Regions from separate parts of the Mus musculus genome. Here all the other regions are linked to region 1. The links are chromatin loops, found by intact Hi-C in ENCODE. Cell type or tissue: heart. All regions are shown on one strand.

Region 1 (5,000 bases):
CAGGTGGGGACAGATGATAGAGAGTGAGCAAGGGGGACCGCAAGGAAAGACACATAGATTGGACAGAGTCACAGTGGGGTACAGTGTAAGGGGACAGAAGTCTTACCTGGGCAGCTCTTCAGGAGTCAACAGGATGCAATCTCTTAGTTAGAGGGTCTCAGGTATGTCTCTCAGCAGCCCAGCTTGTCCTGGAAGAGAAAGTTCACCATGACAGGCTGTTGGGCATCGGGACACAATGAGTGCATTGCTCCTGATGTGCACCCAGGCAACGGCTCACTAACTGACCCGTGGCACTAAGGAAAAGCTGCAGAGACTTTGTGCCATGTTACCTGGGGAGGGCTACACTGGTTATCTCCTGACCACACAGCAGCCCCCTGTACTCTGCTGACCGCACAGGAGCTGTGTCTTCATCAATATCTGAACTGATATTAGACTAAGAGGAGGTGGCAGGTTTGGGTGGCCACCCATCTGATGCCATCTGGGAACCTGCTAGGATGTCTCTGCATCAGGGCCATGCCACCACATCCTACCCCCTGACACAGGCTCCCCTTAGGGAGGATTTGATGCAGGGAGTCTTTCTTGTTTTGGTTTTGTTTTGTTTTGTGGTTTTGGTTTTGGTTTTTTGTCTTTTTCAAGACAGGTTTCTCTGTGTAGTCTTGGCTGTCCTGGAACTCACTCTGTAGACCAGACTGGCCTCGAACTCAGAAATCCACCTGCCTCTGCCTCCCAAGTGCTGGGATTAAAGGCGTGTGCCACCACTGCCCAGCATGCTTTTCTTGGTTTTAAAGCATTAAGATTTGCTATAAAGTTCATCGAGAGAGCCAGATCCCAACAGCGCCAAGGAAACTGGGCTTATTCTGTGGAGACTTGTGTTAATCACACCTGTGAGGAGTTCTACAGTCCAGATCTCATTACAGGCTGTGTTGGACAACAGACCCAGGAGAAGATCGGTACTTCCCCTATGGAGCTGGGATCAAGAGTCCTTCCCAAGAGGATTTCCAGGGCTCAAAAGACCTGTTCAGATGCTCTGACTTGGGATCAGTGAGAAATATTATGGGTGACAGAGTCTCCCTCTTCCTATCACAATTTCTCTCACTCTTCCACCAATCCACCGATTCATAGGATTCATCTGCCCATCCATCCATCTATACATCCATCAATCCACCTATCCATCCATCCATCTATCCATCCACCCACCCGTCCGTCCATACATCCACCCATCCATCCACTTGCCTACCATCCTACCTGACCTGACTGGTAAGGATTCCCTAAAAATTGGTCCTGGTGGTGTTCAGGTCTTTGTACTTCTGCCTTGGCGGGACTCAAAAGGGAAGAACTTCAGAAAGGGCAGAGAGGGGGCTTCCAGGTCTGACAAGCCTAAAAGCTTTAGACAGAACTTCACCAGAGATCACTAACTGGACAAGATGAAGCCACCTGACTTGTCACAGCTCTGGGGCCATTCTGGGAGCTGTGGTTCTGTGGCTAATCCATGCTTAGCCATGGGGTTTAGGGAAACGGGGTTGGGTCATGGTTTCCCAAGCCCTCCTCTTCCCCTGCCTGATCCCTGCCCTGGTCCAGCACTGTCACACATGTCTACCAACCCAGGCCATGGCCCTAATTGAGTTCTGTATCATTTTGTCTGAATACAGGGTAGGGAATGAAGGTTACACGGGAGTCAACCCAGTGTCCAGGAGGAGCGGGTGGCTAGCTGTTACTTCCTCACCAAGGAGCCTCCACTACATGTGTGCTGTCTGCTGGCACACAGACCATCTTTGAGGTCACCCCACTCCTATTGTCCCCACTCTCCTTTCCTTCTGTCCTGGAAATCCTGTCCCACAATCCAACTTTCATCTGCCTAGAAAATGTGGCTCCATTCATTTCAGAGCCTGGGACAGCCCCTGCCTTCCTTTGAGACCTTGGGAAAATCACTCGGAGAACTGAAATGATCAGTTTTGAAACCAAAGGTGGCTGAAAGAATCCATAGTGCCAGAGGGGACACATAGAGGGCTGAGGAACTGTGGTCCTCAGTGTCATTATACACCATGAGTAAAGGGATGCCGACCCAGATCCCTGGTATCCGGAGTGGAGGAGGGTGTGGGGAGGACCACAGATGCAGTGCATGGTTGGCATCGGTACAACCAGAAGCATGTAATTTAACTGAAAAAAAAAAAAAAAAAACAGAGCTCCTGGAAAGACGGTACCCATGGGACACAGAGGCAGAGGCAGCTCCTGAGAGAGGAAGAACCATGCCTTAGTGGCCAACATCTCTGACCTGAGCTAAGTAGCTGAGCACAGAGCCTGGGAACGCTGCTCAAACCCTCCCCTGAGCCAGCTGGAGACTGTAGGGGCAGGACCTGGCCCTGCCGTTCCCTGACAGATGGGAGCCCCTAGGCCCAGAGAGGGCAGGGATGGGGCCGAGGTTCTGCAGTGTCCTGGGGCTTTCCGCAGCAGGCTCCCGCCTGGGCCAGACAGCTTTATTAATCTTGTCCCTCTCCTGGCCCCACATGGCTGCTCAGCCCATCTGCAGGGATGTGGGGCTAGGAGGGGTGCTCTGAGAAAGAAGAATAGCTAGGTTCATAAATCACTCCTTCTGCCTTCAGTACCCCCAGAGCACCTCTGAGGCGGCACAGCCAGGCCCAGCTTGTCTTGTGCAAACCGGTGCCAGCAGAGGGCGCTGTGGTCCTGGGTGGAGCCGCTGCTGGGTCCCGGTGCAACTAGTGTTTGGATTCTACTCCCACAAGCTGAGGATGGTTGTCTCCTGTCTCCTCTCCTCTGGGGGAGCCCGCACCTCTCACCTGGAACCTGAAGATTCTCAGCTCCAACTCCCTCCCCCCCACCCCCACCCCGCCGCCCGTGGTCGTTGCCAGGATGGGAGAGGCTGATTAGCTGCAAACATTCACAGTACATTCATTTCCTTGTCACTCTTCTCCCAGCATCTACAGAACCAGCCCTGGGTTTGGTCCAGTGGAGGCCAGCGGCCGTGCTTTCCTTCCGCTGCCACCATCACTGGACTCTAGTGGAGACCACTAACCCAATCCCCAGAGAGCAGTATTGACAGCCACATCCTCAGAGTGCCTGGGCATGCCAGACAAGACCCAGAATAAAGTGCACCAGCAGGCCTGGAGGTCTTGCGGGGGGGGGGGGGGGAGGGTGGACTTACGGTTTTTTTATGGTGACCTGCTGATGATGCCAGTGCCTGTAAGCTCACTTGATCCTCCCAAAAGCTCAGGAAAGTTCATGATGTTAATCACTATCCTGGGTGAAATGAAGCCCCAAAGGCTGGAAGTGGTTAGAAAGTCCCAGAAATGGATAAAACGATACCCAGCCAAGATGGGCACTTAAACCAGCACTAACATGGAAGGCACTTGTGAGCACAGCAACCGGTTGGGGCCATCCAGTTCTGGCTGGGAGAGGGGGGCTCTTTGGCTCACTGGCTGTGCCTCTGGGCCTCGTCCCAAGACAGACGGGCTGGGCTCATAAACAAGCAATTGGCTTGAAATCCTGGGGAGTCTGCCCATGGCACAGGGCAGGCTCAGTGAAAGGGGGGTGGGGGTGGGTGGAAGCCTAATTAGGCTCCAGAGAAGCAGGGCCTGAGGGGAGGGCCACTGTAGTGAAACTGAATTCAAAGGACAGCCTTCCCTGCCGGGTGATCACTGAGCCATGAATATCCAGGGCTGCAGGGCAAGGCAGCATCTGGGAGGCCCCATTACAAGTCTGTGAGCCTAGGGTCTCTAGCTCTGCCTCGGCCCCCTGTTGCATTCAGACACTTCCCAGGGCTCCTCCCACCAGAGCATTCTCAAAGACACAACATGGTGGGGACTGTCTCTAACTCCTCATTTCACGAGCTGCACACAGGTCCAGAACCACTAGCTCCAACAGCCCGTACTACTAGACCCTTTACCCTGTGTCCTTCTCAGAATGTTCTTTGCCTTCGGTTGACTAGCAAAAAGCTCTTGGCACCCTGACCTCACTGGGTTGTCTACGCAGGGAGATGGCATTCCTGGGTCTCAGATGAAGACATGGTGTCATTAGACCAAACACACTACAGGTTGCAGGAGCTACTGAGACAAAAGTTCTTTCCCCCAGATCAAGTCCTCTAGCCACAGCCAGCTTGCTGAAGTAACTCCCTGTCACTCCCGGTGCTGGGGTGCATTTCAGCGGCAGAGGCCTTGGTCTCAGGCCTTGCTCAGCAGGCCTTCTGCTTCCTCTCACCCTCATCTGTGCTCCCTTTCTGTCTTTCATCTCTCTGAGCCTGAGTTGGAAACGAGACCCTTTGAAAGGCTTAGTGATCCATCCCAAAATACTCGGTGCTGTTGCTGGGGCAACCTGGCCTATCACAACAGCCAGGATTGAAATGGTGAATGGGTTCACGGGTATTAAGGGGGCCTGGGAACTGGGAGGGCAGGGGCACAGGTCTGACTGGGAGAGAGGGGGCATAGGAGACCCCAGGAATTCCTGATGAAGCTGTCTCCCAACCCCCACAGAAAAAGGATCCCCGTCATCATCGCTGTGATATGTCTGACAGGCTCAGATGGGTGACAGGGGGAAGTCAGACAGAGGGAGAGACAAGGAATGTGCTAGCTGAGAAAACATGGTGGGGTGGGCTAAGGGAGTGTCCTGAAGGAATTTCCCCATTTGCAGGTGGGAAACGAAAACTGCATTTCCCTGGACATGGCTCATCCGAGTCTCACCATAACCCCACAAAGCAGGTTTATCATCATCCCTTTCTGATAGCTGAGGAGCTGATCAGAGAGGTGAAGTAACTTGCCCAAAGCCACACAGCTACCAAGCAGCAGACTGCAAGCCAGTGCTCTCTACACAGCCTGTCAGAAGCCATGTCAGTGGTGCCAGCCAGTCACTCACAGCAGCAAACAGGAGACATGGTCACAGACCTAACAGGTCCCAGCTCCCTTTCACAGATGGGGAAATTGAGGCATCAATTAGCACTTCTCTAAACAGCCAATGAATGTCAAAGACCTTCTGAGCGGACAGCCTCATTC
Region 2 (5,000 bases), 430 kb after region 1:
TCTGGGAGCATCTTTCTCTCCTCTGCCATTTTTCAGGTGAGGATAGTCAATATCCCTAGTATGATGAGGCTAGGCTTGCTAGACAGAGCTTCAAGCTGGCCTCTTCAGTGAATGGCAGCTTCAGCATCCCTACCACATAGACCAAGGCTGCCCCGGCCATCCTTTCTGTCACCTAGGTCAGGTGACTTGCCCTTCTCATTCTCCCAGCCTGTACCTCCCATCAGCCTTCCTTCTTGAGATGAATATTTGATATTTTCCATTCCCACCATCTGGAATTTTGCCGGCTTGTTAAAGTACCCCAGAAATGCTAGGTGAGTGAGTGGGTGGGGGAAGGAACAAAGAATGGAGAATTAGGGATGAACCTGGGCCTGTCCTACCCCAGACCCCTCTCATTCCTTCATGTTGCACAGGATTTAAGCTGCTCCATCTAGCCACAGTATTCCAGAGGGAGCTGTGGATCAGGGATACAGGCTTTCTTTTGTTGTGAGAGTAAACACAGGATCTGGGTTATCAAGTTACTAGTATTTGGGGACATACTCAAAGCCACACAGTTTATGGGAATCAAAAGAAGCAGTGAGAAGACCAACCACAGGGCTAGAAGCAGAAAGACACGAGTTCAAGTCCCACCTTTCACTGTACTCTGCCACACAAAGTGGCACACAGAACTTGGATTTTAAGGCCTGGGCTAGGCCCTCATTGGCCGAAGCTAGGACATCGCCAGTCTCTTCAGATAAGCGGCTAATAGGCTAGTTTGAGTCCTGGTTGGATTTTTAGTTCTAAGTTCAAATATCTCCTTGATCTTTTCAACCTGAAGCAGCCAGCCCTTCTTTTTGTGGACACAAAGCAATGTTCACTTAGCTGGAATCTCCTGTGACAACTAGATGGCACTTGTTACCTGTCTGTGCCTTCTATCAGGCTATGGGCCTGTATATGTATGTGTGCACAAATACGATGTGTGGAAGTTGCTTTTCTCTCCTTTCACTGTACAGGACCAGAGAATTGAACTTGGGTCATTAGACCTGGCAGCAAGCACCTGTACCTACGGTGACATCTTTCTAGCCCAGAAAATGGAAACTCTGATTGATCCAGAGTCTTTTTAAACTCTCAGCTGCAACAGAAGCCTGTCCTTTGCCCACAGACTTTGCTACAGGCCTAAATGTCACTGCTGAAGGAAAGGAAGGTTTTATGTGTGGCCCCTGAAGGGCTGGGAGAGATGGATTCACAAAGAGCTGCACGAGGTTTGCTCTGGAGCTGGCCATCTGCGGGGGACATGGGGACAGGACATTGGAGGCTGAGGATGCTATGTCGGGGGAGGGGGCTCTCCAGCCCAGGCCCCGTGCTAAGCAGTATAGAATGTGATCTGTAGTGGGATCCTGGATAAGGCCAGCTTCCTACTGGTCCTTATATATAATTTCTCTATAAAAACATTCCATTTTGCTAAGGGTTCAGACTTAGGGAAAAGCTACTAAATGTGGTGGGAAAGCCCAGATGCCTCTCTGCTGATTCCCCACACATGGCAGCTTTGCCACGCCAGCTAAGTCGTCCTCCATCGTCTAGGTCTTATATAAATCAGTAGGCAAGTGCTGATTGGCTGGCAGGTACACAGGGTATGTTGTTATTTTTCCATGAGCTGATTAAGCTGCCTGTCTGCCTCTTTACTTCTAAGTACTTTGATGTGCAGTTATGAAAGAAGTCACAGGCCTATTCTTGAAGTCCCTGAAGTTGGTGACACTGGTCTCACGCACAGGGCAGCCTACTCAGTGCCAGCACGGAGGTGGGCGTGATGGGTCCTTCATGAGGCAGCCGAGAGGGGCTGGCCTCCTGCACTTCCCATTCTGTTTCCTGTCTTCCTGGGCCTGGTCCCTGAATGTCTGGTCCTGTCCCACCGGGCATCTGTTCCACTAAGACACCTGCCCAGCAGGATGCAGTGGAAGCATCACAGGTCAGGCCACTTTTTAAACAAGCCATTGCCCTCTCTGTCTCAGTTTCTGAAGTTGTGGAGTGGGGTGTTTTTACTTGGTGTCTATAAAGAGGGTGTCACCATAGCAGGTCCCAAAGACCATGTAGACTACAAAGCATATTCCCTGTTCTCCACAATGCTCTGCGTTACTTCCTCTTCCTTCTTTGACTCCGAGATCCCACTCTTCTAAACCAGGAAAGAGCCTCCCCCATGAGAAGAGCCCGGAGAATATCCACATCAGGTGGGACTGTGGCTCCTGCCTCTATTAAGCATCCCCAGAAGGATCTCACAGGCCAGGGGCGACAGTTCCAAGCCGTAAGGCAATCCACCATCAAGACAAGGCAGTGTACTGAACTGTTCTGTCATAAGACAGTCATTTACAAGTGAGTCTGATATTTCCTGCGTACCTACTGTGTGGCAATATAGCCAGAACCCAAGGGATACTTAGGGTCCTGCAGAGAGGAAGACAACGTCCAGGGAAAAGCAAAAATAAAAGTCCAGACCTCAGGCCTTTCATTCAGATGCTGTTGATATTAAACAGGTTTCTGTCTGGTGCCTCGTTTTGCCCCTTGGGGTGTTTTGAGACTGGTGTATTGAACTATAAGATAGAGGCAAGCATTCTTCCAGAAGGTACTGAGACCTGCCTTGTCCATCCCTGTGCCCTTCCCAGATATGGCATCGTAGCAGGTACACAGTAGGGCTGAATACCTGCTGAACTGATAGATCCTACCAGGAACTTCTTCAAATCACTTTAAGGGGTGCCCCGCTCCCCTCTGCTTTGCCTCAGGCCCAGAAATACTTTATTGGAACTACAGTGCCTCTTAGTGGTAAGTGTGTGAAACTGCAGCCTTGCTCTTGGCCTTTGGGAGTTGGACCTACAATCGTGACACAGAACCAGCACTGAGGGTGAGCAGCTGCCTGGGACCTCTCCCAGGTGTTGGTTGCCCACAGGACTGGTCCCTCCATGTGCCTTTTGTACTTCTAGTGTCATGGGTTCACTGAGAGTTGTAGATCTGAGGAAACATCAGTTGTTAGCCCAGAAGTTTGTTTAGGGCCACCCTTGGTACTTCATACCTGCTTTATGGCTGGTTTCTTTGAGGTCCTTCTCAAAAGGTCTCTTCTACCTCCACGAGGCAACGAGACCCCACAGGCAGTGTGTGCTGAGATAGGGAGTCCAGCCATAGAGAACCCAGAATAAGGTAAGGACAGAAATCCACAGAAATCTCACACACACACACACACACACACACACACACACACACACGCGAGAGAGAGAGAGAGAGAGAGAGAGAGAGAGAGAGAGCGCACTGGTACACAGTCACATGGAAAGCAGAGGTTGTTAATCAAGGGAGTGTAATCTTTAGTTATTCTCCTCCACCGTATTTCTTGAGAGACAATATCTCTCACTGAACTTGGAGATCACTCATTGGCTAGGCTGTCTGGCCAGCAAACCTCAGAGCTCCTCCTGCCTCCACCTTCCCAGAGCTGAGATCAGAGGCCTGTGCCACAGTGCCTGGCTCCTTGCGTGAGTGCTGGGGACTGGACTCAGGGTGCTCTCATATTAAATACGTTCACTGCTGGTATGCACAGTTCCAAGGGGTATCCCACCCTGTGTGAAGCATCTGGATGAGGCCTCTGGGAGCTGGAGGGAGCCTCTGCCGTGGGGTGTGGCATGATGGGTGCCTGTGTCTTAGACACCTCTGGCTGTACTCAAGGACAGAAGCCTACAGACCAAGTCTTATGAGGAAATCTGGACTGGGCTTGAGCATTGGCAGTCAGCCAGCAGTCATAGAGGCCTTGGCTTGGAGCCCATTAGAGCCCAGTTGGAAGGTCAGCATCACCCTACCATGACAGTGCCATCCCCACCACGATGGGAGCTTTTCTCTGAAGCTGTCCTCTCCCATCCCACTCCGTCCAGGCCTCTCATTTCCCATAACCCCACAGCACAGTGTCAGCTCCCTGTCCACACAGGTTTCCCTGGGATTTCCAGTCTCTGATTCAGATCACAGCTTATCCCAAAGAACAAATATTTCAACCCAGCCAGGACAAAACGGGCCAACAACAGGAGAAAGTTAGCCCACATCCTCTCATTTCTGCTTCTGGAAAGTTCCCAGCCTTTTCCAAAGACAATCACCCCATGCTTATTTTCAACCCAAAACTTCATAGAAAGGCATGTCTTGCCATTTGCCAAAGCCCTGTTCTATAATGGGGTTCGTTCATTCATTCATCAGGTGTTTACTGAGTGATTAATATGTTCCTAGTGCAATACTAAATGATGGACAGAAGAAAGACCCCTGCTTTCTAATGGGGAGGGGACAATAGGAATAAAGGGAGATAATCCAGCAGCTAAACGCACAATAATTCATGTTAAATCCTAGCAAAGATGCTACACAGGATATGCGTATGGGAAGAATACCCTTTATGCTGACTGTTTTGATTAACCTCCAGTAGACGAGGGCCTGATGAACTTGGTCTCTCATTCACTCCTTAGGTCCATTGCTATTTGCTTCTCTAGGATAAGACCCTGGAAGTGGGACTTTGGGATGAAGGTCTTCGAACGTTGTATGGTGTTCAATCCCATTTTATATTTTCTCTTTAATTAGATTTTTTCACACCATAAAATAACATCGTGTGAAATGAAGTTCGGTGTAAATTTGTAAAGTCTTTAATGCGTTCCCATACAGATTTATATACCCATTGACCCCATCACAAAGGTGAAATCATATAGTTCGAGAACAGCCTCATATCAATGAGATCTCTTTGTGGACAAACCTTCTCCCCTAGCCCCACTGGCCCTTGGTAGCCAACCATCTGCCCTCTGCGCCTCCATTCTTATCTTTCCCAAGTGCACATGATAACTGGATGAGTCACACCGTGTTCATTCTCAGGCTGGTTCCCTTATATGTGTAGTGTGCTTCTGAGACTCCCCCGTATTGTGTGGGTGGTTTGTTTCTTTACTAAGTGTAATTCCACCACGTGCTCCTCAGCCTGCTCATCATTTGCCTACTAAAGGACCTTTGTTGTGTTGCTCAGCTCTCTG
Region 3 (5,000 bases), 77 kb after region 1:
ATGCTGTGACCCTTTGATACAGTTCCTCGGTTGTGGTGACCCCCAACCATAAAATTATTTCGTTCTTACCTCATAACTATAATTTTGCTACTGTTGTAAATTGTAATGTAAATGTCTGATATGTAGGAGATCCAATATGCTATTCCCAAAGGAGCCGTGACCCACAGGCTGAGAGCTGCTGCTCTTGGCATTTGTAGTCCAGGACTCAACTCACTCAAACCATCATGGCAGGAGGAAAACCATTCTTGCTTCTGCTTCTACTGAAGCAGCCCAGAGTCCTAAGAAGGGGTTAACTGACACCACTATGTCACAAACCAAACACCACAGTCACTGGAGGCTACCAAAAGGAGGATGAAGATAGGGTGTGCTTAGAGGAGACCCTCAGAGACCCAGTGACCCCAAGTGTGCTAAACTTCAGTGGATTTGTGGATAGTCCCCCCATGAAATGGGAAAGAATCTACCAGACACAGGGTTTCTATATTAACTACAACTTAACTGATTACATATCATTGCCTCTTGAAACTCAAGTGTGTAAGGGGTACAGAAAGTTCCCAAAAAAGGGACCACTGGAAAGGCAGCCTCCCCCAGCAGGGGCCTGCAGTGAGACTATGTTGAGAAAAAGTCCTCCATACAGCCCCAGGATCCCTAAGATGTCACCCACACATCCTTCTCAGTGCCCTTCCAAAGGGAGATGGAATGACCCTACACACCTGCATGCTGCAGGCTTGGTACCTGGTTCTCCTGGGAGGTGGAAGCACTTTTAGAGTTTGCCTTCTATGGCTGTGATGAAGGGACCATGACCAAAAAAACATGGCCCGATCACAGCCTATCAGTGATAACTGAGGGAAGCCGAGGCAGGAACTCAGACAGAGACCACGGGGGGGGGGGGGGGATGCTGCTTACAGGCTTGCTCCTCCTTACGACTTCCTTAGCTTGCTTTCTCAGGATCATCTCCTCACCTCCCCCACCCCCTGCCCCAGCCCCAGCCCCAGCGATGGCACTACGCATAGTAAGCTGAGCCTTCCCACATCAATCATTAATTTTAAAAATGTCTTAAATTATGATGGAACTGTTTTTCTTAGTTTTCTTCTCAGATAACTCTAGCTTGTGACAAGTTGACAGACAGACAAACAAAAATCCAACTAACCAGAACAGGAGCTTAGCAGGAAGTCTGCAGGTCAATGGCTGTGTGTCCTTGAAGGGGTTTGGTTGAATCCTGTCTCTCTTTCTTTTCCCTCCCCTCTTGTAAGATAAACAGTCTTGCTTGGCCACATATTCTCACCAGGATGCTCCATCAAAGCCCAAAGCAACGGGGCCAACCATGTATGACTGAGGCATCACACACTATGATCCCCAATAAACCTTATCTGTTTATAAGCGGCTCATCTCAGGCATTTGTTACAGTGGCAAAACCTTACTGATACACTATCTCAAAGATACTCAAAGGACAGAGTTACCAGATAAAACACAGAATATCGGGCTATGTATAAATTTCAGATAAACATCACATCTTCCCAGTGATATCACAAGAGTGCATGGTACAACAAATATTGTCCAGGACTGGCTATCCTAGAAATATATTTCTTGGGCTTAGTTTGTTAGATGCTTGCCATGTGAACAAGTTAGGGTCACTGCTGCCATGATGAAACATCATGGCCAAAAGCAACTTGGGGGAGAAAAGGGTTTATTTGGTTAATATTTCCACATCGCAGAAGAAAGTCGGGACAGAAACTCCAGCAGGGCAGGAACCTAGAGGCAGGAGCCGATGCAGAGGCCATGGAGGAGTGCTGCTTTCTGGCTTGCTCTTCCTGGCTTACTTAGCCTGCTTTCATATAGAACCTAGGACCACCAGGTCAGAGGTGGCCCTACCCACAATGGGGCCAACAGGCTTGCCTACTATTGGATCTTATAGATATATTGTATCAATGGAGGCTCTCTCCTCTTCAGTGACTAACTATGTTAAGTCGAGGTAAAACTAGCCCGCGTATCATACAAGGAGGGCCTACATTTCATCCCCACACTCTGTAAAAAGCCAAACATGGCAGACATTGCCATCTCAGCACTAGGGATGTGGAAGTGGGAAAATATCCCACGTTCTAGGTAGAAAGTCTGCCTCAAAAGCCAAACTGTATGTTCCTAAGGAAGAATAGCACCTGGAGGTGTCCTCTGGCCTCCACACACACTGGCAGATGTGTGCCCACACGCTTGAACATGCACATGATCACACATGTACAAATGTCTTTCCTGCCTGTGTAGAGTTCAAGTTTAATTTTGCTCATGAGATCTGGAGAGGCTCTCAAGAGGCAATCAGACAATGGTGGCTTCTGGAAGTGAGTGGCTCTGTGGGCAGCAGAGGCCCTTACCCTCTGCTGGGATGCAGCACCCCCCCGCCCCCCGCCCGACACACACACTCACGATCCTGCAGTGAGAGACAGGAGTAAAGAAAAGCAGGAAGCTAACAGAGAGGTCTTTTAGCCAGGATTCCATGGAAGCCGCGCCTGGGCAGGCGTGAACAAAGGCAGGAAAGGAAGGGGCCTCTCATCCTGAGGGTGAGCAACAGCTTCAGTGCATTTTCCAAGCTCCCAACTGCTGTTTTTCCGCTTGAATAACAACAGACATGCTCACGCAACCCTTGTTATCTTTGGAGAACACTCTGGTGGTCTAACCTATAGCAAGCACTTTCAGGCTGGAGACTGGGGTTTGGAATATCTACACCAAGAGATGCTAGGAATGTCTGTGAGGGGAGACGGGAGGGGGGGAGGAGAATGAGACAGCTTGGGCACAAACGCAGGGCTGGCTATCCCCATGTGCTAAGACTTCCTAAAAACCACAAGGACCTCTCTGAAGGAAGTGGCCAGCGCTGCTCTGGCTCTCCTCACTGCCTCCAGGAGGCTTCAAGGCCTGGAATAGATGATATTGGGACACTGGGAAATCCCAATTCCAGCCTTTGGCTTGTTCCCCTCTCTGTGTCATCGAGTCCTCTGCTTTTCTCAAGAGCCGCCGTTCAGACTGACACTACAGGATGCAGAACGAGCCAGAGGACTCGGACAGCAAGACAGCAGACAGGCTCGCCACCTCATGCTCTAGCCTCAGGGTCTCCTGCCGAACATGCTTGCCTTGTGGCTCCACGGCTCCTAAGAAGTCTTCTCTTTGAAGTTGATCTTAGCTCCTGAGGGACCTCTCCTACAGAAAAGACTGTCTGGGGAGTCTTGGCAGAGATACAACGCAAAACCCCTGGATCTTTATCTCTTGGTGTTTATGCAACTTTTAATTAAAACAGCTGCCTCCACACTGAGCTGTACTGAAAGGGAAAGGGGTGGAGAGAGAGGGAGGGGGGAATGGGCAAGGATGAGGTCTCCCTGAGCTAAGCAAGTGGGACTGACTGACTTCCCAGAGGTCACCAGGATAAGCTGCCACTCTGGGGACCAAGCTTTCTCAAACACCACGTCAGACACAAAGGTGGTACCCGAGACTCTGTCCATAGGAAGCTACATCTGAACAGGTACCAATTTAGGGTTCGTCTCCAGGACAGGGCACCTGAAGTTCCAGAGCCATATGGCAGGACTCTGTCACAGGCCTCTTTTCTGTCCTCACCTAGTTCCATCCCATCCTCCTGCAAGGACTCCTGGGAGCCATTTCCACATTACTAGTGAGGGACAGGGCAGAGAGCTATCCTTCCAGGGGTCAAGTGACAGGCATAAGACTTGCATGTATGGAATTTTAAGACAAACCTCAAACCAGGGGATAGAGAAATGGCTTGGCCATCAAGAGCGACTTACTGGTCTTGGAAAGGATCTGGGTTCAAATCCCAGCACTTACATTATGCTTCAAAGTTCAAGTCCCAGCACTTACATCATGTTCAAAACTGTCGGTAACTCCATTTCCAGAGACTCCAGTGCCTTCTCTAATTTCCATAGGCCTCTGCACACACACACACACACACACACACACACACACACACACACAGTCGCCCTACACACACACATGCACATCAAATTAAAAAACAAACTTGAACTTTACACCAACTAAGAGCAAATAGTTCTGAGCAGGGTCAGGAATGAAGCACTGCCTTGAGGATGACCCTGTGGAGAGCCAGGGTCTGAGTGACTGCTGTAATCTCACAGGGCCTGAGTGACAGCTACAACCGCACAGGGTCTGAGTGACAGCTACAACCTCACAGGGTCTGAGTGACAGCTACAACCTCACAGGGTCTGAGTGACAGCTACAACCTCACAGGGTCTGAGTGACAGCTACAACCTCACAGGGTCTGAGTGACAGCTACAACCTCACAGGGTCTGAGTGACAGCTACAACCTCACAGGGTCTGAGTGACAGCTACAACCTCATAGGGTCTGAGTGACTGCTGTAATCTCACAGGGCCTGAGCGACCGCTACAATCTCACAGGGTCTGAGTGACTGCTGTAATCTCACAGGTCCTGAGTGACAGCTACAACCTCACAGGGTCTGAGTGACTGCTGTAATCTCACAGGTTCTGAGTGACAGCTACAACCTCACAGGGTCTGAGTGACTGCTGTAACCTCATAGGGTCTGAGTGACAGCTGCAAACTCCTCGGGCCTAAGTAATTGCTGCAATCTATAGCAGGTTTTAATAGTATGTATGGACACTTCCAAAGACTGTATAGCTTAGCCTGTCTGCCTGCCTTTCTTTCTCTCTTTGAAGGTCTTAGGGGCCAGTAAGATGGCTCAGCTTGTAAGAAGCTTACAATTCAAGCCTGATGACGTGAGTTCAATCCCTGGCACCCCGAGTAGGAGTTGAGACTCAGTTCTAGGGAGTTGTCTTCCGACCCCTTCCCTGAAAGCCCAGGCACACTCATGCACACATGCCTCGTGTATTCATAATGCATATGTGCACATACATATGCATTTATGTAGTAGAGCATGATAGCACACACCTTTTATCCCAGCACTTGGGAGGTCGAGGCAGGGCTCTCCAGCCTCTACACAGGAGGGGGCAGGGAGCTGCTCTTTTTTAATTGTACA
Region 4 (5,000 bases), 51 kb after region 1:
AGAAACAGGTACTGAACAAGGGACAGGCCTGTGGTCACCAGACTCATAAGCATCACAGCAGAGACTCAAGCCCAGAAGTAAACTTTCCTGTAACTGTCCTGCAGGGATGAGAAGATTCTGGGCAGACACTTGGGCCTCTACCTTGGCCATTAGATATTGAAACAATGGAGCCCAAGAAACTGAAATTCCCGAGGACCATCCTGTTGGGAGAAAAGGCTGAAGCTTGGTGCCAGCTGATGGGGAAGCCTGTCTCCCAGGAAGAGACTTCACACATTCTGACAAGTTGTTAGACTGTTTTGCGATCGAGACTGGCATTGACACCATGATGGGTCAGCGAAGGAGGTGGTTAGAACAAGCTATGTGCATATCTTGCCTTCTTTGAAAGCCCAACATTCATGTCAGGACCCTAAGAATGCACCTAGGAGAGTCAATGGTCCTCTCCCCAATGTGGCCCCGTTAAATAAATCTTCTCTGACTCGCACTATTATGTGTCTGTTTAATTGGTCTCTTGGAGTTAAGCGACTTAGCTGAACTTGTTAGGGTTGCCAGAACCCAAGCTCTGACCCTGAAAGTTCTAGGAACTGCTCCCTAATAGCCAGTGTCAGGAGTAGAGGGCCCAGCCTCCAGCTGCCCTCCATCTTCCTGTTTGCAGAAGTCACACCTTTGCATCCCACCTGCACCCAGCTGCATCCCACCTGCACCCAGCTGTATCCCACCTGCACCCAGCTGCATCCCACCTGCACCCAGTTTACTCCATCTCCAGCATCGGGCTGGCATACTATTCTTTACAAAATGTTTTTCTTTCAAATGACTTCAAAACAAACTCATATTTTAAGAACGCTCTTCTTTCAGCACACTACCCAAGAATCCTGTAGCTAAATATACTCTACCAACAACCCATTCAGGCAGTTCCAGAACCATCTGAATGAACAGGGTTTGAGTTCGCATGAGTCAGACAAATCGAGCGGCACCATTGCCAGCCTCACGTCATACTTGACTCAGTTCCGCCAAGGACTTCTTAGATTACTAGCCAGAATTCCCACAATTGTTGAATAGGGCTGCTGGACTCAGAGGCATTGCGCCCCATGGTGAGTTAGATTATTACATGGAGACAGGTGACATTAAAAACAGAGGTGAGGTGCTGGGGAAGGGCTCAGTCAGTATTTTGCTTTGCCAGATCAAGGACCGGGTTTGAACCTCAGTACCTGTTTCAAACTGCCAAGTGTGGGGGCACGTGCTTGCAAGCCCAGTACCGAGGAGGCAGGGAGAGAAGGATCCTGTGGTTCTCTAGCCAGTAAGCATAGTCTAAGGACACTGCCAATGACAAGCCTTGCTTCAGACATGATGAACTGCATCCGTGAGGACCTTTAGTGTTCTTTAGCATGAGTGTCTTCGTTAGGGTTTTACTGCTGTGAACAGACACCATGACCAAGGCAACTCTTATAAGGACAACATTTAATTGGAGCTGGCTTACAGGTTCAGAGGTTCAGTCCATTACCATCAGGGCAGGAACATGCATGGCAGGATCCAGGCAGGCACAGTGCAGGAGGAGCTGAGATTTCTACATCTTCATCACAAGACTGCTAGCAGAAGATTGGATTCCAGGCAGCTAGGATGAGGGTTTTGTATCCCACACCCACAGTGACACACTTACTCTAACAAGGCCACACCTACTCCAACAGGGCCACTACTGCTAAGAGTGCCACTCCCTGGGCCAAGCATATACAAACCATCATGGTAGGCACACTTATATTGGTGTGTGTGTTCACATACACATGGACACACACAGAGACACAAAGAAAGGGGAAAGGAAGAGGGACAGAGACAGACAGAGAGACAAAGACAGAGATGGGGGGACAGGGAGAGAGAAGGACACACACAGGGTGAGGGAACAGGCAGAGACAGATGGAGAGAGAGAGAGAAGGACAGACACACAGAGAAAGAGACAAAGAGAGACAAAGAGAAAGAGATGGAAAGGGGGAGGGAGAGGAGATTGAAGGACACAGAAAGAGACAGAGACAGGAAGGAACAGGGTGAGAGAGAGCTTTCACAATTTAAGACATCTGAGCAAGTTTGAAGTTGTCAAGGCAAAGGCCACAGGTGTTGCTGTGCAGAAGAGATGAATCATGGGAAGAATCCTTGCTTCTTCTGACAGACTGCAGAAAAATATAGCTAACAGCGGCTAATTATGAGTGAAGGCTGAAAACCCCGGGAGAGCATCTTTTTCCCTGTGGTGGGGCTCATCCCTGAACTCTGTATCCAGCAGACACTTACTAATCGTCAGCCAACTACAAATGTTCAGCTTTGTAAAGTACAAGCAGTGGTGTGCAGAAGGGAGTTGTGCTAGATGAAATAGCATCCCCTCAAAATTCTCATCAGCCACAGACTCTCAACATGGCCTTATTTGGAAAACATCTGCTGATGTAGCTAGCAGGATGAGGTCATGCCAGGTCCCACGTCTGTGTCCTTAAAAACAGATGAGGGCACACAGAGGAAGGGCTGTCAGATTAGACAAGGCAGCCTCAGCCTGAAGAACAAATGTCCAGGGTGGCCAGTAACCCCTCTGCAGCCGGGGGAGGCAGGCAGGCAGGCAGGCAGGCGAGACCTCTCTCCTGAGCACTCAGGTCACTTCTCCTGCCCGGTTGTGGGCAACTTTGGGTCTCACAAGTTTGAGATTTTGCACATTTGTGTTGCTTTAAGCTTCCCAGTGAGGGTCCAGTGGTCACAGGAGGTAACTGACAGAGAAGGAAGGTAGATACAAAAATCCAGAGAGACGGAGGGACTGAGTGCAGACCCCAAAACTCATTCCCTTTAGAACTGGGGCATCAGCTTCCTAGCCTACAGCTGCAACTCATCTGGAAAGAACCTGCCACTTCCTGGACTCCCACTGCCAGGCCAGCGCAGCGGGCAGACCTCAGAAGATGCCCAGCTGCCGGCTGCCTTTAGTAGAAACCACTTTCTCTAAATGTCTACCTCATAAAAAGTTATGCAAGTAGCCAGATAGGCTTCCTTGCTTCCAGCCAAGTCCCTCGGAGTTCTCCCTCCTTGACTCTGCAAAGACACCTCTATCTGGGGCTCCTCCTACAGGCTGCCTCCGGTCCACCAGGCAGCCTCACACAGCAGTGACCAGCCCAGCCTCTCTTGATGGCATTTATCCCTGGAGATGCATGGGGGGGGGGGGGGGAAGAAGCATGGCTCCCATCAGGCAGTCCAGTCCAGGACACATCCCACGTGGTGCCACAGGGTGCTCCTCCCAATCCCCTTCCCCAGGGCAGCTGGGCTCCCACTACTAAATGCCGCCCACAAAGAAAAGCCTGTTATTTCTCCATAAACTGATTCTTCTCCTTTTCCCAGGCCCTCTGGGGGCCGGGCCTTGCAGATCACCCCACTTAAACACCCCGTTGTGTTTTTATTGCTCAGACTCCATCCCAGATCATTAGCGGGCAGGGTGGAGGGCCGGTGGGGGAGTGGGGGAGTGAAAAGGTTCTCTTGGTTTCTTCTCTGCTTTCTCCCCCCACCCCTTCCTCCTCAGAAATGCAATCCAGTTGTTGTTTTAGGCTGGGATTTGTAAAAGGCCTTTGGACTTAAAAGAAAAATGTCGATCCAGACCTTAGGGATAAACACACCCCGCTGTAAGCACAAGCACTGAGCTACCACAGGAGCCAAGGAGCCCCAGACCTGGGCCCACGATGAATCACTCACCCTGCCCACTGCTCCCTCACTATCAGTGAAGGAAGGGGCTTCCCCCCCTCGGTCATCCAGCCCCTCCCCCCCCCCCCCCCCCCCCCCCGCTCATTTGACATTCTCCAACTTTCTTTTTTTCTTTTTCCTTTTGGTGCTTTGCAACAGGATCTCGATACATATCCCTGGCCATCCTGGAACTCACTATGTAGACCAGGTTGGCCTCTAACTCACAGTGAACCACCTGTCTCTGCTTCCCGAGTGCTGGGATTAAAGGCTCGTGCTACAATGCTTAGCTGTTCTTCAACTGTTGTTTCTAACATCTGTTGTCCTATCAGTTGTTTCTACTGCTTTTCCTAACATCTCTAAGTGTGGGGCTTAAGACATTTAGGACATGTCTGACCTTGTGCTTTCCAGCCGTCCTGCTGCTGGTTGCATTGCTCCCGACGTCCACCCCAGGGACTCTGTTTTGTGGTAGGACTGTGCCTTCTCATTTCTTCATCTCTTCTTCCTGTGGTCTGTTCCCATCACAGCCAGACCCCCAGGCCATGGGCCCGATTAAGGACTCCTAAGGACTTTGGTAACCTGGCCCTAGCCTGCTTTAGGATTCTACTGTGCCGGCATCCCAACATGGTGCAGAGCTACCATAAGAAAGGAACATCCCTGGGCTGGAACACACTGAGAGCTTCCCACATCCAAGCATGAGCACAAGCCATCCCGTGACCAGAGAAGGCCATCTTCTCTGCCTCAGTCTTTTACGGACACCTCAATAATGATGTTCTTCAACTCTCTTGGAATTCCTGTCCTCTGAAAAACTCGGACTGTCCCTGTGGCTAGCTTCTGGTGCCACCATGGTCTATGGCCCTAATTATTTTTGTACTAAGCTGACATCCTCTGTAGTAGAAATTTGGTCATAGAAACCATACAAGTTTCCACATCGAGCAAATACCCAGTGCTTACTGGTTGGTGGCCTAGGAAAAATATGGCACTCAAGGGATGGGTGGGTATGCCAATATCCTTTGAACTGCGTATATCTATCATTCCTCCTTCATACCCTCATCCCTCCATTGTCCACATGAGCTCATGGTCATGGCTCACCGCAATGCTCTGAACAGCATAGTAGCAATGAGTAGGTTGTAAGTAGGATGGGGGCAGTGGGAGGCTGGGATATCCTTTTTCATTTCTCCCCTTTCTTTCTAGCATGGGGCAGGCACACTGAGGTTCCTTTCCATCCAATTTCATGCCCTAGAGCTCTCACCCCATAGCTTCTACCACTTAATGTCCAGCCGCCTCTCCCCAGGTCTCCAGGCCGGGCACAG
Region 5 (5,000 bases), 560 kb after region 1:
TGGCTGGGAATGCGACCTGACTTCATCCACAGCCCAGGCCAAATGGCCCTGGGGTCTGAGCGCATTTGTGGCAGAACAGTGTATGCCCTGCCTGCCTTGGCTGTGTAGTCTTTGGAAGATTAGTGCACGTAAAAGCTGACTCTTCCAACAGTCGATCTCCCTCCTGTAGAAAGAATCTGCTTTGTAAACTGGGGTATGCTGGGTAGGGATAATGGGCAGACTGCCAGACAACCTTAGGGACAAGACAGGCCAGCAGCACAAGGGATCCCTGGATAACACAGAGCTGGGTGGCTGAGGAGCTAGACACATGAGGGACTTGCAGAACACTTTCAAACCTGAAAGCCTAAGGGGCTGGAACAACGGCCCAGGCCCAGCAGTTAATTCCCTGCACCCACAAGGTGGCTCACAACTGTCTGTAGCTCCGTTTCTCGGGGACCTGGCATCCTCCTCTAATCTCCATGGGCCAGGCACTGGGGTGGCACACTGACAAAATATGCGAGCAAACACTCCCATGCACAAAATAAAAATAAGTAAATCTAAACAAACGAACAAAAAAGAAATATAGACCAAACAGAAAACACTGTTAAGACAAAAATGAACCAATATATTTTTTAATTATATATGTTTACCAGATTAAACTTTAATTTAAGGATTGAGGTTCCCACTAATAACAGCTTTGGAGAGATGGTATATTCGTTGATACTGAGACCGGGAATGCAGGCCATGAAAAACAAAACAAAGGCACTGTGTCCTGAAGAACTGCACCATCTGTGCAGACCCCTGCAGGGAAGGAAGCCTACAACACTTCTGGCTCTGGCTGCTCTGCTGAGAGTTCTGACCCATCTCAGACTCAAATAATTGGTGTGACACTGCCCTCCCTTCAAGGTTGGGGCATCAAAACAGCAGTGGCTATGGAAACCAAATCCTGGAATTCAATGCATGGAGATTCTGTATAAATGAGGCAAACTAGAGCACCCTCGAGTTGCTCGCCCACACATGAAGCATGTGGGCACAGGCACAGACGGGCACAGCTCTGTCTGGGTGCTGCACCCTTGGGCTTACTTGCTAAGCAGTGGCCTGTCCATCCCCTACTCAGATGCCACCATCCCCAAGGCTCCCCTGCTGCATACAGATGTGGCATATCTCCTAGGCAACCACAAACTACAGTGAGATGCAACAGAGCAGAGACTCGCTGCTTCGGTTTTCCTGAGTGCTGGCGACCTGAGAGAAGACAAGATGGTCAAGCCCTGCCGCCTCGAAGGCCTCTGGTCAGCTGAGTACAAAGGCGAGTTCAAAGGCGAGGCAGGCTCCTGACTTCCACCTCCTAGTGTTGCTAGGGTTAGAGGTCACCGCTTGTGGAGCCACTGAGCAATAAAACAGTATTGGGAACTCTGCTCGACAGATAAATCAGGGGTCCACTTACACCTTTCCCCCTTCACATAAACATTTCTAAGCAGCCAGTCCAGCGTCTCCCCAGCCTTCGGAGACAGGAGACTGCATGCTTTCTCTGGTGACTCCAGGGAGGCTGGGATATGAAAGTGCCATTTGACTGTAGAGAGACACTTAGCTGCAAACTTCCTCCTGCCTTTAACATAACAAAGCTCATCTTTAAGACCTACTGGGAAGGCTGCCTCCCAGCCAACCTGCCTGGCAACTGCTCCTGAGTCTGTTTGAGCTTAGTGTATTCTAGAACTTGAACACCATCTTCCCAACCAGCTCTGTGGGTAAACTGCACCCCAAGATGACTTTTGCCCTTGTAACTAGGCACAAAGCCTTACTATGGCCCATAACCCCCCCCAAAAAAAACAATTAGGGCTTCAATAAATCAATTAACTAGTTAATTAGCACAGGGTACAATAAAGTTCAAGTGAGAGCCAGCTCCCATCCACTAACTGAAGAGATTGCTTTCAACATCTCTCCTGAAGCCACGCAGGTCACAGCTAGACTTCCCAGTGCTGTGTTGTTCACATTGCTCTCGGGGATTTTTCAGAATTATCTGCCGTGGGGCTTCTCTCTGTTATGGTCTTCTTCATAACAATTGGCTTCCTCATAGCTTTGGCTCAGTTAGGGCAGGAGCTCTGTCCGTAGGTATAGCCGCTCCATAGCCCTCTCCTTTATGCCAACAGTAACGGTTCCGATGATAATGACTATACAACACTCAGATCATAGCCTTTCTTTTATATTTATATTCAGTTAGTTTTAATCCACCTCCCCCTCAGTGAGTGCGTGAATGCATGCGTGTGTGTGTGTGTGTGTGTGTGTGTGTGTGTGTGTGATGGGTGCTGTCCCATGTAGCGCAAATGCCTGCACTGTCACTTGAACAAAATGGTCTCTAGAGAACAGCAGTGAGGACTCTGTCCCTTGAGAAGCAAGCAGTTCCTGGCATTGGGGATTTCTCACAGACTTAAATCCCTGGCAGGAAAATTAGTCACTTAAAAGTAGAGGGAGACCCCTGCTGGCGATAACTGTTCCTGCATCTTGTTAAGCTCTTGCTCTAATTCTCTCAGGATAATGTCAGGCCCTGGTGTCAGTTAATGCTGACCTCTCACCTGGCAGGGAGGTAGGAGGCCCAGTGACTGTTTTCTCCACAAAGCACATGCCTAGATTACAAAGGGACCTGAAGCTGCGCTCCTGCTCCTGGGGAGGAGCCACTGAGATGTATGAGCAGCTTTAACACTGCAGTCAAGGTGACGCTCAACTGACAGGTGTACACAGAAGGCAGCCAAGGTGCCGCTCAACTGACAGGTGTACACAGAAGGCAGTCAAGGTGACGCTCAACTGACAGGTGTACACAGAAGGCAGCCAAGGTGACACTCAACTGACAGGTGTACACAGAAGGCAGCCAAGGTGCCGCTCAACTGACAGGTGTACACAGAAGGCAGCCAAGGTGCCGCTCAACTGACAGGTGTACACAGAAGGCAGCCAAGGTGACACTCAACTGACAGGTGTACACAGAAGGAAGCCAGGGTGACGCTCAACTGACAGGTGTACACAGAAGGCAGCCAAGGTGACACTCAACTGACAGGTGTACACAGAAGGAAGCCAGGGTGACGCTCAACTGACAGGTATACACAGAAGGCGAAGGCAGCGTGTGCAGTTACAGAGCAGTGTACACCTTGGTGAGTCTCCCAAAGACCCAAATGTAAAGGCTTGGTCCTCAGATGGTGGCAGTGGAGAGCACTGTGGCCTTTAAGGGGTGAAGTGCAAGGGGTACTCAGAGAGGGCGTGCCCTGAAAGGATGCTGTGGGGCTCAACACCCCCCCCCCATCTTGCTCTCTCATGACCACTTACCCCATCACATGTCCCTACCATTAACATGGGAGACCAAACCAGTGAGCTGACAGACATTAGACGTGAGCCTCCAAACCTTCTTTCTAAGCTCCAGGACATCTTTATAGTGACATGACACTAATACTCTCCAAACTGAGAGGTGACATATTATCAGTGGAACTAGTGGATCTCAACTAAAGCTGACGTTCTCACTAAGGAGAACTTAGGGCAATGACGAGGGATGCTGGAAGCTTTACCGCTTGCAGGAGGGGCAGGAGGCGCAGGTGCGACTGGTGTGTAGCCAGAGCTCAGTTTTGTCAGCCTTTATATGGAACTGGGAAATTAAGCCAAGCTTGTTACCTGGGACCAGTCCAGCTCAGAAATGGGGTTGGGGGAGGGAGGAGACAAAAGAGGCCACTTGGGGAACACGAGCCCTGAGGAAAGGCAGACAGGCTGATGTTACCCTAGAGCACCTGGGACAGTTGGGGAACAGTCCCAGCTAAATGAACTCTGGGAAGCAGGGGAGGGGTGAGAGAGCAGGCAGAGGAGTCCCAGAGCTGATGTGAGGGGAGGGCCCACCAGCAGAAGTCAGGGCCCTTGTGACTTGAGGTACTCAGAGATGACCTCTTAAATATCAGGGCTGGCTGGGAGGGTACTGCTCCTGCCAGAGACAAGCCTTCCACGGAGTTAAATGGCTGTCTAGAACATGCAGGTGACTCAGCTAAGCCTTCATTCCATAGATGATAAAAGGAAAGCTTAGGCCGCTCCGTGCGGGGATGGTCACACAGTTAGCACGATGGAGCCATGGCTCAGCGCAGTGCTCAAACTCAATAACCAAGGAGCAGCGTGCTTTCTGTGCCCTTCCCCTTCCTTCAGGTCATCTCAGCTGTCCCAGTGATGCCATGCCCACCAGTGACAACCTACTGGAAGCCAGGCTTGTCCCAGGCAGGCAGCTCCCACCCTGATCCTGCCGAGCAACTGCACCACACTGTGGGCTGTCAGGGGGCGCTCTGTTCCAGAACATAAGTGATGCCTCTCAGCATGGGGCTGGCAGGGCAGAGGGGAGACTAGACAGAACGGCTCACCTCCCCAGGCCTAGCTTCTTCCTAACATTCCCATAGAAGAATCTTACGTGAGGTGCAATTTTATTTAGTGGATGATTCTATAATTAACCTAGTAAACGAAGATACCATCAGCTAGGGTGTGGAGGCAATGCTTTCCACCCCAGCACACTGGAGGCAGAAGTGGGTGGATCTCTATGAGGCCAAGGCCAGTCTGGCATAGAGTGAGATTCTATCTAGAAATTAAAAATAAATAATTATTAAAAGAGACAAAAAGAACCAAACACCCAGGTTCTTCAGGGGCAGGTTTTCCCCAGTGCTATGGGTTTACGGTGGAGACCTGACAATCTCCAGACAGATTCTCGGATTCACAAAGCTCCGATGAGATCAACAGCAAGTAGTAACAGGAAGCCCAGAACATCCCAGCAAGCACAAGTGGGCTGTGAGAAGCTACCAGCATCAGGAACCTGCAATCTGTTCTCTACTGGGATGGCACGAAGCTCTTCAGAAGGGCTTTCCAGGGCCCACAGGAAGCAGAGCCTGATCTAAGGGTGCAGGCTGGTATTCCACTCAGGAGACCCAGGCCAATCACTGTGTGAGAAGATACTTAGTGGCACTATCGCTTGAAGCCTGTGTTAAAGGCCTGACCCCTGACTGCAGTATGGGGGC

What was found. A loop is a pair of places that touch in the nucleus more often than their neighbours do. Peaks named below come from ENCODE experiments on the same cell type or tissue, not always from the same donor. Only the 100,000 strongest peaks of a DNase experiment are listed, where the experiment ranks them.
Region 2: it touches region 1 in a loop (2.1-fold over the local background); 10 of 42 quality-filtered maps call a loop at or near these places.
Region 3: a loop joins it to region 1, with 3 times the contacts of the local background. A loop is called at or near these places in 2 of 42 quality-filtered maps.
Region 4: it touches region 1 in a loop (4-fold over the local background); 7 of 42 quality-filtered maps call a loop at or near these places.
Region 5: a loop joins it to region 1, with 2.2 times the contacts of the local background. A loop is called at or near these places in 5 of 42 quality-filtered maps.

What each region holds. Positions count from the first base shown.
Region 1 is chr2:93,224,391-93,229,390 of GRCm38, forward strand. Tspan18 (tetraspanin 18) reads right to left here. Exons shown (of 10, transcript NM_183180.2): 3 at 107-188. The region is part of intron 1 of Gm32824 (a long non-coding RNA gene); the gene reads left to right. Among named protein-coding and RNA genes, the nearest start is that of Gm32824, 7.7 kb to the left of the region's middle. In heart, a CTCF peak has its summit at 2,650 (motif pointing right); a DNase peak (open chromatin) is centred at 2,671; H3K4me3 peaks cover 356 bases; H3K27ac peaks cover 2,481 bases.
Region 2 is chr2:93,656,424-93,661,423 of GRCm38, forward strand. The region is part of intron 1 of Alx4 (aristaless-like homeobox 4); the gene reads left to right. Among named protein-coding and RNA genes, the nearest start is that of Alx4, 16 kb to the left of the region's middle. In heart, a CTCF peak has its summit at 2,790; no DNase peak of the experiment used is centred here; H3K27me3 peaks cover 3 bases.
Region 3 is chr2:93,301,093-93,306,092 of GRCm38, forward strand. All of the region lies in intron 2 of Tspan18 (tetraspanin 18), which reads right to left. Among named protein-coding and RNA genes, the nearest start is that of Gm39881, 8.9 kb to the right of the region's middle. In heart, no CTCF peak of the experiment used is centred here; DNase peaks (open chromatin) are centred at 2,769, 2,889 and 3,399; H3K27ac peaks cover 3,894 bases.
Region 4 is chr2:93,275,246-93,280,245 of GRCm38, forward strand. All of the region lies in intron 2 of Tspan18 (tetraspanin 18), which reads right to left. Among named protein-coding and RNA genes, the nearest start is that of Gm39882, 20 kb to the left of the region's middle. RefSeq lists an enhancer at 2,643-5,000. In heart, a CTCF peak has its summit at 3,080; DNase peaks (open chromatin) are centred at 2,436 and 3,206; H3K4me3 peaks cover 370 bases; H3K27ac peaks cover 4,075 bases.
Region 5 is chr2:93,783,989-93,788,988 of GRCm38, forward strand. All of the region lies in intron 7 of Ext2 (exostosin glycosyltransferase 2), which reads right to left. Among named protein-coding and RNA genes, the nearest start is that of Ext2, 36 kb to the right of the region's middle. In heart, a CTCF peak has its summit at 2,468 (motif pointing left); a DNase peak (open chromatin) is centred at 2,473.